Linked DNA regions of Homo sapiens: region 1 is linked to region 2. Evidence: read pairs that join two places in POLR2A ChIA-PET (ENCODE). Cell type or tissue: GM12878. All regions are shown on one strand. Links, peaks and the distances in the headings refer to the core of each region. The heading gives the core; the rest is flanking DNA. Region 1 overlaps DSE (dermatan sulfate epimerase). Region 2 has its middle 14 kb from the start of DSE.

Region 1 (8,000 bases), core at 1-8,000, 53 kb after region 2:
GGCCAGAGGAGTTCTCGTCCCTCTTTAATTGGGGTATAAATCAGTGCCCCTCACCCCATATGAACAAAGGCAACATGAATATATTAAGTTTCATGTAGTCTTTACAATCTGGGTCTTAAATTTTTCTAACATAAAAATCTGGCAAGCATGATGTTTGAATTTTGTGGATGTCTTGCCTCATTATCATAAGGGAAAATGTTAGTTGGCAAGTGCCGCATGTATGTCTGTATTCTCTTTCATTGATACTTCATAATCACTTTTTAAAAGTTGGCTTTATTTTTTGGATGAAATATTCACGCCTAACACCACTTAAGATGTAGGGTCTTGCTGACATTAAGTTCATGCTAATGATAACTTGAGAGTAATAATGACATGAGTATGTTCATGGAGTCCTTTATAAAGCTGGGTAGTTCCTTTTACCTTAGGTATCTTAAGAATGGCTTTTTTACTTCTTTGTCTCCTTCTGCCATGTCCATTAAGGGAACACATTTCAGTCATGCTTACCACAGTCTCTCTCATCCATCTTTCCTTTTCCTTTCCAGTGTCAACATGCGAGTTCTGGACAGCACAGGAGGAGATACCATAGTCGGGGGCCAGATCATTGCTTATCCCACATAAGCCTGTGGTTTAGAAAGCTTTCTGTTTAGGATGGCTTGGAAGGAATGACTCAGGAAAAAAGAAACGGTTAGAAGCTTATAATATTAGTGTAGGAGGGAAATGAAGACCACAGTTAAAACAGTGAGGGTGGGGAGAAGAAAGTATAAATTTAAGAGACATATAAGACTGAAAATCTACACAGAGATTGATCAGATATAGGACACTCTTTCTTAAAGTGTGAGTCTTTCACCATATTGGGTATCCTTAAAAAGACAGATTCCTGGGTTTCGCCCAGACTCACTGAATCATATCTTCTTGGAGTAGGCCACAGAACCTGCATTTTTAACAAGTCCTCTATATGATTCTTAGATGTACTAAAACTTAAATTGTAAGGGAGAGGGAGGCATAAATGATGGCCCTGGGTGACTGGTTGCATATTGATACTCAAATGAGATGGAGAATATGGGGAGGAGAGAGTGGTTTGTGGGAGAGAAAAGATGGTTCACTTTTTTACATGTCTTTTTGTGTCACTCTATTTCTTCTATCTACTTTATTTGTCTCACTTTGTTGATACTGCCAACTGTATGGACAGATGACTTTCAAAGTTCTCTGTCCCTATTACACTGCAAGGGCTCATAGATAACCTTAGCAGGTATCTTGGTGTATAGTTATTACTATAACTTTTAGGACCTCTTGGCCATATCTGCTCATTCTTACAAATTCACTGTCTTCCACTTCTTCTTGTTCTGTGGCTTCACTGCTGCTACTATGCTCATTATTTACCCATAGTCATTTTTCTCTTCCCTCCCCTTGCTCTGTTCTTCACTCTTGCCACTCTACGAATGCATTTTGCTATTGGTGATTCTGTCATTTTTGAATGTAAGTGAGCTCTTCAGGAAAAAGTACCTTTGATAAATAAAAAAGATCAATCTATTTTCACCCATCCAGAGCTTAGAGATTTTTTACATTTTTTTCTAGAATTTTGTGATTTTTATTGTTTTAAAGCTTTTCACTGATAGGTATTTATGTGTGGTCTTCCCAGTGGTCCAGTTGGACCATGTGGCACTGGTATTTTCAACTCTGCCTTCAGTTTGGGCAGTAATGAGTTTGCAGATCAGCCCTGAGCTGGCCTTTCTGCCTACAGACTGATTTATACCTTGTCTTCCACCTTTCTCTCCAACCCTATCCAGACTGTATGATCCACCTTAACTTCTTCCACCATTACATGTTCTCTAGCCCCTCATCCAACCCAATTCCTATAGTTACTTTTTATTTAATTCATTGGTTTGCAGTCATAACTGGGTTGCCTGGTTTTCTGACCAGGAGTGTACATCTTCTAGATTCGGCTCCAAAGAAACTTCTTTCTAGAAAATTTCCAGATTCCATCTTCTATACCCACCCTCCAGTGTGATTCATATGTTCCAAGGAACCCATGCAAAACTGTTATAGGTTGTTTTGCCTGCACTGCAATTCTTGGTTTATTTGTCTCCTCTACTGGCACATAAGCTTATTGAGGGTAGCCCCAGCATTTTTCGGGGTTCCAAGAGCCACATATGGTATACCTGCCACAAAGACACTAATTAATTATATTGAATGAATGGATGGATGAATGAATGAATAATCTGTCTTATTTTTATTGAGAGTCTAAGCTTACTGAGAGCAGAAGTCCTGGATCTGTATACAACTTTGAAACTGATTTGGTGCCCTGCGTACTGTGGCTGCTCCTACTTATCTGGTCTCACTTTCACTCTGAAGACGTGCCTGTCATCAGCCGTTTGTCTGTCAGCCTGTAATCACAGAGACACTGTACCTTTGACGTACTTGGAGGCCAGTAGGAAGAATGTCAGGATTTGACATCTTGGTGCATAGCTCAGCAGAGAATCTCAGATTACCTGGTCTTTGAAGTATTCCTCCTGCACCTGGCCTTCTCTCCTCCCTGATCCCTTGAATTTTGGTGTTCATCTTCTTACATGCATGTAATGTCCATGTGTGCTCCTTATCAGGTAACTACAACAGAGTTTTGTTTTTATTCACTTTAAAGCCACCTGCTTCAGTCTTTGAAATGAATGGCGGTGCTGTTAAGCAAGGGGAGGCGATAGTTTGTTGGAATTAAGAGCAAGGACTGTGGAGCCAGTCTGCCAGTGTTCCAATTACATTTATGAGCTGTGTGACCTTGAGAATGTTACTTGACTTCTCTGTGGCTCAGTTTCCTCATTTGTAATTTGGGGATATATATGATATATACTTCATACTATGAAGGATTAGTTAATGAAACAGTACATAGCATAATGTGTTAACTATTATTGTTATCTTTATTACTTCACTTATATTTTGTGTTCTTATAAATTGATGCCAAAGGCAATTTTCATTTATCGATAAATGTATGCACATATTCACTTTATATAAGTTTACTGTATTTGTTTTTTTGTTTTTTTGTTTTTTGGAGACAGAGTCTCGCTCTGTCGCCCAGGCTGGAGTGCAGTGGTGTGATCTTGGCTCACTGCAAGCTCCGCCTCCTGGGTTCATGCCATTCTCCTGCCTCAGCCTCCCGAGTAGGCTCGGACTACAGGTGCCCACCACCACGCCTGGCTAATTTTTTGTATTTTTTTAGTAGAGACGGGGTTTCACCATGTTAGCCAGGATGGTCTCGATCTCCTGACCTCATGATCCGCCCACCTTGGCCTCCCAAAGTGCTGGGATTACAGGCGTGAGCCAACACGCCCGGCCAATATAAGTTTATTGTATACTTGCTCTGTTCTGGGTATTTTATTAGGCATTGGAGATACAAAAATTTCAAGACGTGTTATGTATCTCTTTTGCCTGGAGTTGTTGGTCTATGGAAGATATAAATACTAATACTATTAGCATATTAATACTAGTAGTGGGATAAGTGCTGTGACTGGGAAACTACAGTGTGTAATGGGAAGATCTAGGAATACTTTGCCCAACATTGGAGTGTCAGGGAAGGCTTTCCTGCTGAGTCCTGAAGGACAGATAGGAACCAGCCACGTGAAGGGGAAAAAGGAGCCGTGCTTGACTGTTCAAGCACAAGTAGCTGCTGTACAAAGGCCTGGAGATAAAAGAAAGCAGAGTGCTTTTGAGGAACTGAAAATTTAGTGTAGGGAGGAAACTAGCAAGTGTTGAGGCTTTGGGTAGAGAGCCAGATGCTGCCAGGCCTTGTCTACTATATAAAGGAGCTTGGACTTTTTTTTACAAGTACTGTGAAGCCACTGAAAGGTGTAACAGGGCAGTGACATGATCAGATTTATGTATGTACGTTAACCTTTTCATTGAAAAATAAAAGTAGAATATTATATGAATAAATGTGTAGCTGATAAAGTATTTTGACGCAAACACCCTGGTAAGTACAACACAGGTCAAGAAATAGGACTTTGCCAGTCACTCCCTGAAGCCCCTTCATGGGCCACATCCCAGTCCCAGTTCCCTCCCTTCCCACAAAGACTACCCTGATGCCCCAGTGCCTACAGGCGTCATGTCCTTGTGTTCCCTTATAGTTCATCCAAATGTGCATCTCTAGGCATTATCATTTAATCTTGCTCATTTTTTAAATGTCTTTTAAGGCTTCAAAAAAAATCTACAGGCCGAGCGTGGTGGCTCACGCCTGTAATCTCAGCACTTTGGTAGGCAGAGGCAGGCGGATCACAAGGTCAGGAGATCGAGACCATCATGGCTAACACGGTGAAACCCTGTCTCTACTAAAAATACAAAAAAATTAGCTGGGTGTGGTGACACACGCCTGTAGTCCCAGCTACTGGGGAGGCTGAGGCAGGAGAATGGCGTGAACCCAGGAGGCAGAGCTTACAGTGAGCCAAGATCGCTCCACTGCACTCCAGCCTGGGCGACAGAGCGAGACTCTGTCTCAAAAAAAAAAAAAAAAAAAAAAAAAAAAAAAAAGAAGAAGAAGAATCTTGTTGTGGGAGTAGATTGCCAATGTCAAACCAGGAAGTCAAGTAGGCCTTTGGTGTTTATCTAAATGAAAACCTAGAATAGGAAATAATTGACAAGTTCCAGTAATAAATAATTAGCATTCATAAGACTTGACAGTTGTATTTGAGGGCCAAAGGAGACAAAGAATTTTCTTTATGGGATGGTGGGATCTCTCAGTGGGCTTCTAATACTTGGAGCTATTGAGGAATGCTATAAATAATAAAGGTTTGGATTTGGATATACAGAATTGAAGTGCCTGTGGGCCCAAGAGGAGATATCCAATTTATATCTCTCAAGCTTTATTTTTAGCTGCTTCCTGTTTGCCAGTGGTACACTGTAACTTAAGAATGGGTGTGTGTATGTGTGTGTGTGTTGTGCGTGTGTGTGTCTCAGTCATAAAAAAATATATCCAATATGAAATATGCTTTCAGGTACAATATATATCCTTTCTGTTGATGATAGAAAAATGCAGAAAGTCCAAAGGAGATCGTATTTAGTTCAAATTATCCTGCTACAATAAATAAATGAAGAATAGCTGGAAGAATGAGAAATCGAGGTGCTGATACAGCACTGCAGCCACGTGGGTGTCCTCAAATCACTTTCTGGAGCTGAAGCCAAAGAAACATTGTGCAGGCTGCACTCTGGGAGGAGGGCATCAGCTTGAGTGAGTCGTGCTGCTGCTTCTCAAGTTGAAAAAGAAAAAAGGTTCCTGATGAAGTGTAGATAGCTATTAGGGCTTGTAACAACTTAGTGAGCAATTTTTAGTTCATATCTGTGATTCATTTACAGTGAGTTCAGTATTACAAGAAAAAAATTGGGAAATGAAGAGATAAGAATAAATAAAATCTGTATGTATTGCTAATATTTTATATTAACTTCAGCATCTTCCCATTCTAAATCATAATTTCTAGAAACCACATGAAGTTTACTATTTTACCTTTTTCCAAGAGCCTGTTGATATGAGAAATATTTTAAAGTATTACTGAAACCAGTTTGAATCTTTTGCCTTCTGCTTTTCTACTATAACCTGTAACTTGGTCAGAGAAGTTGGGACAATATGATTACATTCAGCATTTGGGGTCAACTTTTATTTTCAGTATAGCAGTAACTCTAGATCTAAAACTGGGGAATGTGTTTAATGCCTGGGGCATATTGAAGTTAGCTCACAAGTTTGGCTCATAATTTTAATTTATTTATTCTGTTTTTTTGGCAACATAGGAGATAACTATACCCCACAACATTTTTTATGATTCACAAAGAAAAGTTCTAAATTAACTTTTATCCACTGTACTGCCAAATTACTTTTTAAAGACATATTCTTTGAAACTGTATTCCCAGGACAAAAAATAAATATTATGGGTTCAGGGTGTTGTCACAGGCATTATTTCATTATTTCTCTTGAATGTAAGTGGCTTCAAAGACAAACAAAATTGTTTTGGAGGTCAAGGGATGTTTTTCTTGTTTTTTTTTTTCCACACCATGACAAATTATGCTTTCCTTCCTGAATTGACTGAGCCCATTTAGTGTCTTCATGCCTGCCCCCTTCATACAACACCATCTGCCCTCTACTTTGAACATTCTGAACTTCTCTGATCTCCTGGGTTCCTCCTGATGATCTCACAGTGAGAATTTTGTCTTAGTCCTGGCTCCAGACCCTCTGCTGGGAAGTGCCTGGGCAGCCTGGATTTCAACACAGCTCCTCCCACTGAAGCAGCCCTCCATGCCAGCAGCATGCCTCTGATGGGTGGCTTATTTTGGATCACATTTACCCTCTAAGACAGTGGCTTTGAAACTTTTTCACTGTGACCTACAGTAACAAACAACCCAGTACAGACATAACTTTTTTTATTTGTTTCTAGTTTTTAATTTTATTTTTGTTTCTAATTTTATTACACTGTTTATTTTTATTTCAACTTTTAGATTTAGGGGGTACATGTGCAGTTCCATAGTATGTATATTGTGTGATGCTGCAATTTGGGATTCAATTTATCCTGACACCCAGGTAGTAAGCATAATACTCAATAGGAAGTTTCTCAACCCTTGTTTCCCTCCCTCCCTCCCCCATCTAGTAGTCCCCACTGTCTTTTGTTCCTGTATGTCCATGTGTACCCAATGTTTAGCTCCCACTTACTAGTGAGAACATGCGGTATTGTGGTATTTGGTTTTCTGTGTCTGCATTACTTTGCTTAGGATAATGGCCTCTAGCTCCATGTTGCTGCGACGGATGTGATTTCATTCTTTTCTATGCCTGCCTAGTATTCCATAATGTATATGTACCACATTTTCTTTATCCACCATTGATGGGCACCTAGGTTGATTCTGTGTTTTTGCTGTTGTAAATAGTAGTGCAGTGGACGCACAAGCTGATGCACACATAACTTCAACTTTACATATATAAATATATAAATAAATGTTTCATGAGATAGCCCTTGCATTTAAATTATGCCTTGTCCTCATTTTCTATTTCATTCCGTTAAAAATATGCTGATTGCAACCCATTATATTCATTTCACAGTATATTTATAGTTTGAAAGCCCTGCCTAGCATTCTGATAAATACAAAATTTTTTCCAGAGAATCCCTACCCAATATCCTTTCTTGGACATCTCCACTGTGGAGACCATTCCACTCTTTAAGATGCCCTCTTTATTCTATAATTCTAGTGTTTAGAATGCTTATTCTCAAAATGTATTGGGAAGCATCTTTATTTCATTAAGAAACAGTACAGGCCTGTGATTAATGATTATATGTCAGGTTTCCGGGGCTGAATGGAATAAACTGTGCAGAGCATTATTTCCTACTGCACCCAGAGTAAAATCAGCCACAGTTCATTCACTGTTTTAAAAAGGCCTCTGGATTTTATGAAGCTCTGCATAATTTCAGCAAAACCTTTAAAAATCAAATTATCAAAGAAAATTATTCATAAAACATTAAAAGCAGAAATAGTGGGTAAATATATTAACCGTACTCTAAGAGACAGCAAAATATCATTTCACGTATGCTAGCTCCTCCAGGCCTACCTCACTTTGGATTTGATGTTTTCCCACCATGAGGGCAGCAAAAATTGGTGATTTGACTACGGTTTTTCCCATTGTGAAAAAGTGTCCCTCATTATTTTGAAACTTCATTCCTCAAGTAATTCTTTGCCCTTTTGCCTGCCGTGTTCTCAGAATATTAGGCAAGTGCTCTTTCAAGTAAATGGGAGTAACTGAGTGTTCAGGCAGCGACAGGAAGATGATGGGGAGTGTACGAGGTGGCAGCAATGGCCGGTCAGGTTTTTTAGTGTCGGTGTATTTGTTGCTAGGGCTGCTGTAACAAAATACCATAGACTAGGTGGCTTAAACCAACAGAAATTTATTCTCTCTCAGTTCTGGAAGCTAGAAGTCTGAAATCAAGATATCAATAGGCTTCATTCCTTCTGGAGGCTCTCTGAAGGAGAGACCATCCTAAGCTGCT
Region 2 (9,891 bases), core at 776-8,775:
AACCAATTAGATGTCTAGCTATAACATTTCTTGATTTTAAGTGTTTATACTTTTTTAGAATCACCACTCTCCATATATTTGTGTGAGCTAGTCAACTATTATCTATCTACTCATGGCCTCCTTGGTACAACCAGTCCTTTCAGACCTTAACTTATCCTGTTCCTGCATCCAAGAATCAATTCAACTAAAATGGCTGGTCAGAACCATTTTTTCTCTTGATCACAAGGGTTCTCCAAACACAAGGATTCCTCAAATGATAAAATACCTGCTCCAGAAGAATCTCTCAATATGGTGCTGAATTTGCATAGGTTATTGATCCTAATTTCTAGACTCTGAATGGAGGCTAGTTGTGCTTGGAGCAGTGGTTCTCCAAGCATAAGGACTTAAAATCCACAGGGTTAGTGCTGGGTGAGGCAGAGGTCAGTAGCTCTTGAACTGGATAGTAAACATCAAGAAATTGAGAAATAAAAAACAGGAACTTTGGGATGCTTTTTAAAACCACCACAGCCTCAGATGTTTGTGTTGAAGGAGTAAGATGGCCAAGAAAAAAAAAATGTTAGGTCTGAGAGTTTACTCATTCCAATAACAGACCTGGCAGAGAAATCATTACCCATTTTGCAACACAGCCTTAGGGCAAGTCTGGGCAAGCTCTGGGTGGGCAAAAAATAGGCTTTCCAAAACTCACCTAGCTTTCCAGCCCACCCCACGTACATGCCCCACACGTGAAGTCTTCCTTTCTTTCCTCGTTTCTTTCTCCTTCCCCCCTCCTCCTTCCTCTCTCTCTTTCTCTCTTCCAGAATGAATGATTTGTATGACTGTGGAATGTGTTTGTCAGACAAGTCCATCAGGGACTTATAACAGTCCCTTAATAGGGTAAGAGAGAGATATGAGTCTTGTGGTCATAAGTGGTTGGGCTTCCCCACTACCTCATTCATTTATGTTAGCTAACTATTAAAATCTAGGTCTTTACTAATTTATAGTTAAAATATACATAGGAGTAAATGTGTGTTTGTGTGTGTGGGTCTGTGTGTGTATAAACACTGATGGATATTTTTCCAAATGAACTGATGATGACCTCTAACTTCTGGTTCATGAGAAGGAACTTTATGTCCTACTTTTGCTCTGGAAAAATGAAAAGACTGCTAAGGGGGAGTAGTCATGATGGAATTGTGCATGTGTGTGTTAGGTAATATTGGGTGGAAAATTAAGGGATATTTTCCTTTGTAGTATTCCAAATAAATCTGTTTATGTGATAGATAGTTACTTGGAATAAATATCTTTCTTCATGAGTGCCTTCTTAATTTCCAGAAAAATCTTATAAAGGTTTCTCAGTAAGGTTCTTTAAATAAACTTTGTTTCAATCATAATAATACTAGCTACCATTGAGCATTTACACTTCCTAGCATTGTGTCCAACACTTTACATTCTTTATCTCTCATCCTTATACTCTCAAAAGATGAGGCATTGATATTCCCAGAAAACTGAGATTTGGGGAGGCTAAGTAAATTTGCTTAAGGTTATGGAACAAATACATTGCACAGCTGTTACTTGATCATAGATCTGACTGTCTCCAACCATTGGACACTTACTGTTGTCACATAAGGGGATTCAGACAGATATCTAGCTTATTTTATAACTGTTCTCATTTGATGAGAGATTGTCTATAAAGATGTTTGGTTTTTGTGAGCTTTAATGGCTGATGTAAAACAATTTGGTAATTATTTTAAATTTAAAAAAATCTTATAATCAATCTAAACATACTCCTATGTCATATACTGAGACTCTTAGAAAATATTTTAGAGTAGAGGCAAGCAGTCTTCAGATACTGAATTATAATGCCTATCTACTTTTAAAGAGTGATATGACACCACTTTCAAAAATCTAGACTTCAGATGGCTTCCAAATGTACACCTATATCTACAGCAATACTTGGATATAGTATTTCCTGAAATATAGTCTTTCTCTTAAAGAAAAAAAGAATAATATTAGTTCAGGTCCTTGATATATGAGGCAAGGATTAGAGATTTGTTAAGTAAATGTTGACCCAGACTATATAACTCTAATGAGCAAAATCCCTTTAAAATTTTTAAGGAGATGGGATAACAGTAAGTAATATTTATTGAAAGCCTGTTGTGTGTTATGTGCTACTAGGAGCTTAGACAACATAACCTCATGTGGACCTTACAACTGCTCTGGAGGTCAGTCATTGTTCTTGAGTCGGGCTCTTTTTTCTGGTATAAGAAACAGAGTCACCCCCTCATGCTGTCTCAAAAGGCATGAGTTATTTTAAGGGAGAGTGGGTGGAGGGTTTGTACAGTAAGGGAACCAGGAAGCTCATGGAATTGTCATACAATCTGGCCTTACAAGCACTTCAGTTACAACTCTGTCAAAATGGGAAGGGGCTCAAGAAACTTGCTTTTCCCATCTAAGGAAAGGATGGTATTTTCTGGCTTTTGGTGAGGTGATTTATCTTCAGAATGGGTCTAATCTGAAAACAGACCCCACTGGGCAGAAACATGAAATCCATGTTCATAATTATGTAAATGAAATGAAAATTACTTGCATTCTTATAACATCTATATAAAAATTATAATTTTCTGTTTATTTTCCCACAGTTTTTCCTGTAATTATATTTTTTGGTTACATTACTTTTTATAATAAAATAGTGACATGTTTTACATTACTTTTTATAATAAAATAGTGACAGGTTTTATAATAAAATAGTGACAGGTTTTATAAAAAGCCAATCTGTAATTGGCTTTTTAATGAAATGTGCTTTCCATGGAAATACGCCAAATTTGACACTGGTGTCAATTTCACTGTACTCATTCACATATATAATACACACTACACATTTTTACATAGACACATACATATATAAAGGCACACATACCTATATGCGTAATTCATTTAAGCATTTTTATTATTGGACACTTGAGTTGTTTTCAGTATTTTGCTAATTTAAACAACACCATGTTGAACAACTTTGCATACATACAGTTTCACACATACGTGCATATATTCTAAGGAGTGGAATTGCTGGATGCAAATTTACATACCTTTTAAAGATTTGTTACATATTTGTCCTCCGAATCCTCTCTCAAAGTATTGTACCAATTTATACTTCCCCCAGCATTATATGAGACTCACAATTTCTGTGTACCTTCCTCAAACCTTCACATTCTTCTAATTTGAGCACTTCAGGTATGACCAGACTGTAGAGCCTCAGGTTACTGCTTATTTACCAATTGTTTTTCAGCTGATACTTTTAAGCCTTCTACTCCAATTAGGCCACAGACTCCTATTTCCTTTCCTTTTAGGATAATGCTGGCTAGGGCTCATTTAGCCTAATTTCTGTTTTGTGCCCTAGTAGAGTAGCTTCCTTTGTCCATGCTTAAATGATTTCAGAAGTCTAAAAGCGAATTTTCCAATACATATACCCGCTTCTTTCATGTCAGTAAAATAAAAGCATTATGGGACTGCTCAATTTGATATGTTATCTCAACTAATCTGTTAATACTAAATTGCAGACACTCAAAGGTGAGAATCAGTCCTAGGAAGATTGTGAGCAACCAGTCTACAATGCAAATACTAAGCAGGCTCAAAAGCAGATCTATAACTACAGCTGCAGCTCCATCAAGGCAACAAGTGGACACATCCTGGCAAAGTACAATCTGACCTCCTTTGTTTTACATTTGCTCATTGTTCTTTAACACATTTTAACTTGAAAAAGTTAAATAGCCTTCAATAACAAGACAATTACACTGTCATAGAATTAGTGTTGAAATCTTCCAGCTCACATACTAGACAAAACATAGTTCGCCCAATAACTATCTGGAGGATCCCTGAAGAGGATGCTAACCACATGACTATTGCTTCCCTTATTCAACCCACCCCTGAATGGCATGAAGGCTGTTAGCTCAGAGTGAAGAGGCTTTTAAACGCTGTCCTGTAGATTGGTATGGACAGGCTGCACTTCCGATTTATCTAGAGAGATATAAGACATGATCCATGGCCAAGGTAATGGGGTGGGCTCAGACATTTTTAAGTTCCTCCAGTAATTTTGGTAAATAGTTCTAGTTTTTGGAACTATGGCTCAGAGCATCAAAGAGAAATGTAGCTCCTGCTCCCATCCTGTGAACTTTACACAACTGCCTAAAGCTATGATATCTAATATGGTAGACAGTAGCCACTAGGCACATGTGGCTATTGGCCACTTGAAGTATGCATAGCTAGTCAAGATTTCAAAGACTTACACTAAAACCATAATGTTTTGGACATAGGGGGTTACATAAAAGTATTATAAGACCTAATTTCATCTTTTTAAAAACATATTTTAATGTGGCAATAAAGCATTTAAAGTTACATAAGTGGCTTACATTATATTTCTACTGGACAATTTTGATCTAGAAGGCATAGGTTCCATAGCTCAGGAACTTTGAGTCATAAAATTTTAAAGTTATAGGAATCTTGTAGATGAAACAATTATCTCACTTTGCGAATGACGAAACAGGTACCCCATTGGTAAAGTGACTTATTCTGGTAACCTGAGTTGTTGGTAGAGCCAGGGTATTCCCGAATCCCACAACTCTGGATTTCCATCCAATGCTAGCTTCTCCCTCCCGTGCTGCTTGTCTTTGGCGACAGTAGCCACACTGAGTGTTTTAGGATTCCTAGAATTCTGAGGCATAGAAAGCCTCACCACTCATAGCCCCTGCTGTAGTCTCTGCTCACCAGATTCTGTTTGCATAACTAATGCGTCCAAATTCATTACTACAGAACCATAGTCATGCCCTTAAGCAGATGCCTCCTCTTTTCACCATCTCACATTATTAGTTTTGCCTCCACACGGAGCTATGGTTTAAGTGAGGCCTTAGTATCTTTGCAAAATATGGTTCCAAAAAACAAATTCTACTTATTTGAGTAGTGTGACATTCACTAATAATATTTCTCCCACCCGCATGTTTACTAACATTCTGGTTTTCTCTGGCATCCAGAGAACAATGTTTCTTCTTCTCCAGTACTAGTTAGAAGGATCAAGTGTTGATGGGTGGTGAGCCCCTCCCTGGCTCATGCCCTTTAGCCACAAAAACAAGTTATCAGCCGGGCACGGTGGCTCAAGCCTGTAATCCCAGCACTTTGGGAGGCCAAGGCGGGTGGATGACGAGGTCAGGAGATCGAGACCATCCTGGCTAACACGGTGAAACCCCGTCTCTACTAAAAATACAAAAAATTAGCCGGGCATGGTAGTGGGCACCTGTGGTCCCAGCTACACAGGAGGCTGAGGCAGGAGAAAGGCATGAACCCAGGAGGCAGAGCTTGCAGTGAGCCGACACCGCGCCACTGCACTCCAGCCTGGGTGACAGAGCGAGACTCCATCTCAAAAAAAAAAAAAAGTTATCTTTTTGCATGGCATCAGCAGAGCCTTGCTTATATAACAGTTATTTTAAGCCAAAAAATTGTTTTTCTTCTTTCTCATCTTTTAATAAAATATGTAAGAACTTTAATAGTGTTATTGGTAAGCATCCAAAATATTTAGAAACTACTTCCCCTACCACAGAAATATTTGCTGCTCTGAAGGGTGCAAAGGATCTACTTTCCCCAATGATTCCAAGCCAGTTGAGATTCATGCATATATGTCCCAAAATGTATTAAAATCCGCGTGCGCACGTGTGTGTGTATTTTTCAAAGTCAGTGCAGATGCATAGAAATGCCCGGCCCATGTCTGTTGCATTTTGATGTATTTCCTTCTGAATGCCTCAAGTTTAAGCTGATCTGTCAAGTATAGAATTTATAGGGAGTAATTAACCCAAGTCACTGATAAATTAAAATGTCCCTAGGCAAATAAGAGTATGTGAATAAATCTGATTTTTTAATGATTTCTTAGAACAGGTCACAGAAATACTTTCAATTTCAGTCCTTTACTGTCTAGTTGAATCCTTGCTGCTGGAAGAAGGCAGGCAAGTCTTCTTTGCCTTTCTTCAAAGCCTGGTATCCAATGCAGCAAAAATTCCTGATCATGAGTCTCTTTCCTACATGACTTGTAGGTGATTTTTTTGTTTGTTTGTTTTTTCTGCTACTGACTGTTTCTGATCATAGAGATCTAGGGCAATGACATTCACTTTGTGAATAGTAATAAATGAAAATGTCATGTTTGGAGATATAATATCACTACCATCTGTAATAGCAGACTGCAGCCTACATTGGCATAAATACTAGTGCCATACAATTATTTATAAATGGAGCTTTGTTGAGGGGAAGAGTTATTCTTTAATTAATAAAAATCTAAGACAAAGTGGTGATGGAATATGCCAGGTGTAGGGTAGAAAATGCAGTTCTTGGAAGTATCCTTCCCAGTGGCAGGAACTGAAGACTCCAGATCAACCAGGTGGACCTTTTCGTTGATGAGCTGATAGCTTCTAGGCTGTGGGGAACCTCAGGTGCCTTACAACTCCAACTACTGCAGAATTTCTTGTTGTGCCTCATAAACAAATGATCTTCCTATTGGAAGAGCTACGTGGTCCTTGGACAAACAAAGATAGTGTATTGCTTTAAACCTTATCTATTTGCTACAGTTTCCTTCTCCTGCCAATATGAGCATGCCTCTAAATGCCACAAGGTGTTTGAATTTAATCAAAGTTGGCTCTACTTTTGCCTTTTGTTTGGCTAAAGCATCAAGCCATCTTCTTGATGCTTTATTGTGTTTATCAGTCAGATTTATGTAGGTTAGAAAGCATTCAGAAGTCATTATTTCAGTTTCATAGTTCTTAGAGGTCTATACCCTTAAACTTTGAAAGTAAACATGAACAGTATCTCTCTACACATACACAGTAACCTCAGTGCAATGTTTTTAAGCTTCAAGTTGCAATCTATTAGTGGGTCTTGAAATCTATTTGGTTGATCAAATTCTCTTTCTTTTTTAATGAAATAGACTGAAATAAAAAATAGAAACATTGACTTCTGAAACTTTAATATATATATATTTCTATATCTTTATTGTCTATCTTCCTATTTATCATCTGCCTATCCATATTAGTTTTAGTTTAAAGAAAAGGTTTGAAGAAAATCTGCCTTAAGGGAACTCTCAGAAATAGATTATTAGAGTACATAACAATTCTTATGATTTCATGCTAGACTAAATAGGGAACACTTACTATACAAGCATTTGTAGGTTTGCCTCTATGATATCTTTCACAACTTCCTCCTTCTAAACCTCCATACTATTATTTTTTTAACGGTAGATTAGAAAAGGGGGTAATCATAAGTCTTAAGGATTTTAGTAATTGTTGTCAACCATCTATGATCAAATTTAAATATACTTTTCTTCCTATTTATAATTTTAGTTCAGCTACTGTAGTTATATAGCTTTTGTTTCCTATATATAGCAAATACTGTTTTAATATTAGTAAAATTCAGAAGCTTCTTGTCTAGGTTTAAATTTCAGAGAACGACAGCTGATAGATCAGGGATAAATAAAAGTTAGTATTATTCTTTCACACTCAGAATAAAAACTGTAATACAGATCATTAATTTCAGTACAGTGTATAGGACAGGTAATATGGTTAAGTGGAAACAGATAGGCTTTGCAATATTATTACAAATTAGGAATCTATAATACTTCCATTACTTTTCAAGCATATGCTAGCTCATCTATCGTTCTGAGTGTTGATGTAGCTCATTTTACTCACCAAATGGCATCTGTTGACTTGTGAGGCAAGATCTCTTAGGTTAGTTTGTTAAGCCATAGTCATTCTTAGTAGCATCCAAAGAAAGCACAGTTCATATGGCAACATTATTTTCAAATGATTCCCCACAAAATTGTTTTACTTAAAAACTTGCTTAAAGAGAAGGTATATTACACCATGGAATACTATGCAGCTATAAAAAGGAACAAGATCATGTCCTTTGCAGAGTCATGGATGGAGTCATTATCCTCAGCAAACTAACGCAGGAACAGAAAACCAAACACCGCATGTTCTCACTTATAAGTAGGAGCTGAATGATAAGAACACAGGGAGGAGAACAACACACACTGGGGCCTGTGGGTGACAGGGGAGGGAGAGCATCAGGAAACACAGCTAATGGATGCTGGGCTTAATACCTAGGTGATGGGTTGATAGGTGCAGCAAACCACCATGGCACACATTTACCTATGTCACAAAACACATCCTGCACATGTACCCTGGAACTTAAAATTTTTAAAAATTTTGAAAAAGGTAAGGAATATTTATCTGCATCTGCATCTGGAAAAAAAGTCATATCTTGACATGTATTTTAATATTTCATTTGTAATTTCCTGGTAATTTTACTTATTGAAACATGGGGAAAATATTCAAAAGCTAGTTTTTAAAAGACTTGAAAATAAAGGTCACACCATTATCCCTCTTTAAATAGAGCATGAATATTTGAATGAATTTACCAATTTAGTGTTAACTCTCAGTCCCTTTGTAACATTAGTGTGGATACTTAATATGTACATAAATTTGGAAAAGGTCGCCACGTTGGCCGCATCATAATTCTAATAAAGTCAGATGCTCAAATACCACTTTTAATAACTTTCCTATTAAGCCCCAGCACTTTAAAGATGATAGTTAATTTTGATTCTTCAGTTACTTATTCCTCTGTGATGAATTTGACATTTTTAATTTTTTTTTAATGCCTTGCATGCCTTGGGGAGAAAAGAAAAACTATGAGTTGAGTTTTCTGCTTTTATGTGCTAATATTTGTGCTGACTGCATGACAATTAAATTCACTGGTCAGAGTTCTGATGATTTGGGATACATTTTTTAAGATGCCATTTTTTACAGCTATTATTGTAAAATTTGAGGAAAATGACATCTATAATTTTTATCATAGAGCCATTTATATTCTAATATTAAAAGAGATTTTAAAATTATGTAACTGAAGTTTTTTGTTTTGTTTTTGTTTTTTTTGAGATGGAGTCTCGCTCTGTTGCCCAGGCTGGAGTGGCGTGATCTCGGCTGACCACAACCTCCGCTTCCTGGGTTCAGGCGATTCTTCTGCCTTAGCCTCCCCAGTAGCTGCGATTACAGGTGTACGCCACCACGCCTGGGTAACTTTTTCTACTTTTAGTAGAGGTGGGGTTTCACCATGTTGGGCAGGCTGGTGTCAAACTCCTGACCTTGTGATCTGCCTGCCTCAGCCTCCCAAAGTGCTGGGATTACAGGTGTGAGCCACTGCACCCGGCCGAATATAAGTTTTAACATCAAGAAATACCCATAGCTTCTTAGTTTATATGGCTTAATGAGCTTTTTTGAGATTTACAAAATAATCAGATTGTTTTCCAGAATTATTCCTGGACTCACAATTTGTAAGATTCTTTTAAAATATCTCAAGAGAGCTGGGTGTGATGGTGCACATCTACAGTCCCAGCTGCTCAGGAGGCTAAGGTGAGAGTATCACTTGAGCCCAGGAGTTTGAGGTTGTAGTGAGCTATGATCCTGCCACTGTACTCCAGCCTGGGCAACAGAGCAAGACCCCATCTCTGGAAAGAAAAATTTGTGTGTGTGTGTATCTCATAAGCCTCTGGCTGCTCTCCAAACTCTTATTTAGTCTTATCCAGTAGAAACACATTAACCATCAAATAAATCCTTGATTTTTACTGAAAAATAAAGAAGCTTATATTTAGCAAATGTACTATCACAATAGTACTTCTCAAAAAGTTCCTGTTTAATGCATTATGTCATCAACTGATTAATGAAAAGGGACTCACAACAAACGTGAGTCGTATCTGAAGCTACAAAATAGAGCTATTCTATCATCCTCCTTCTGATGAAAATTATCTAGACTATGTATTGTATTATATACATATTTTGTATATGTCATTATATTAAAATATATACCGTTTTAGACTGTAAAGACCCTCAGAGA

Evidence for each region. ChIA-PET counts read pairs that join two places held together with the same protein. Peaks named below come from ENCODE experiments on the same cell type or tissue, not always from the same donor. Only the 100,000 strongest peaks of a DNase experiment are listed, where the experiment ranks them.
Region 1: POLR2A ChIA-PET joins it to region 2 with 5 read pairs; 6 of 35 experiments call an interaction of 5 or more read pairs at or near these places.

What each region holds. Positions count from the first base shown.
Region 1 is chr6:116,406,255-116,414,254 of GRCh38, forward strand. The region is part of intron 2 of DSE (dermatan sulfate epimerase); the gene reads left to right. Among named protein-coding and RNA genes, the nearest start is that of DSE, 39 kb to the left of the region's middle. RefSeq lists a silencer at 1-39. In GM12878, for the core only: no CTCF peak of the experiment used is centred there; DNase peaks (open chromatin) are centred at 2,377 and 3,717; H3K4me3 peaks cover 1,830 bases; H3K27ac peaks cover 6,128 bases.
Region 2 is chr6:116,352,150-116,362,040 of GRCh38, forward strand. It overlaps a transcript of DSE not described here. Among named protein-coding and RNA genes, the nearest start is that of DSE, 14 kb to the right of the region's middle. RefSeq lists an enhancer at 579-688. In GM12878, for the core only: no CTCF peak of the experiment used is centred there; no DNase peak of the experiment used is centred there; H3K27ac peaks cover 153 bases.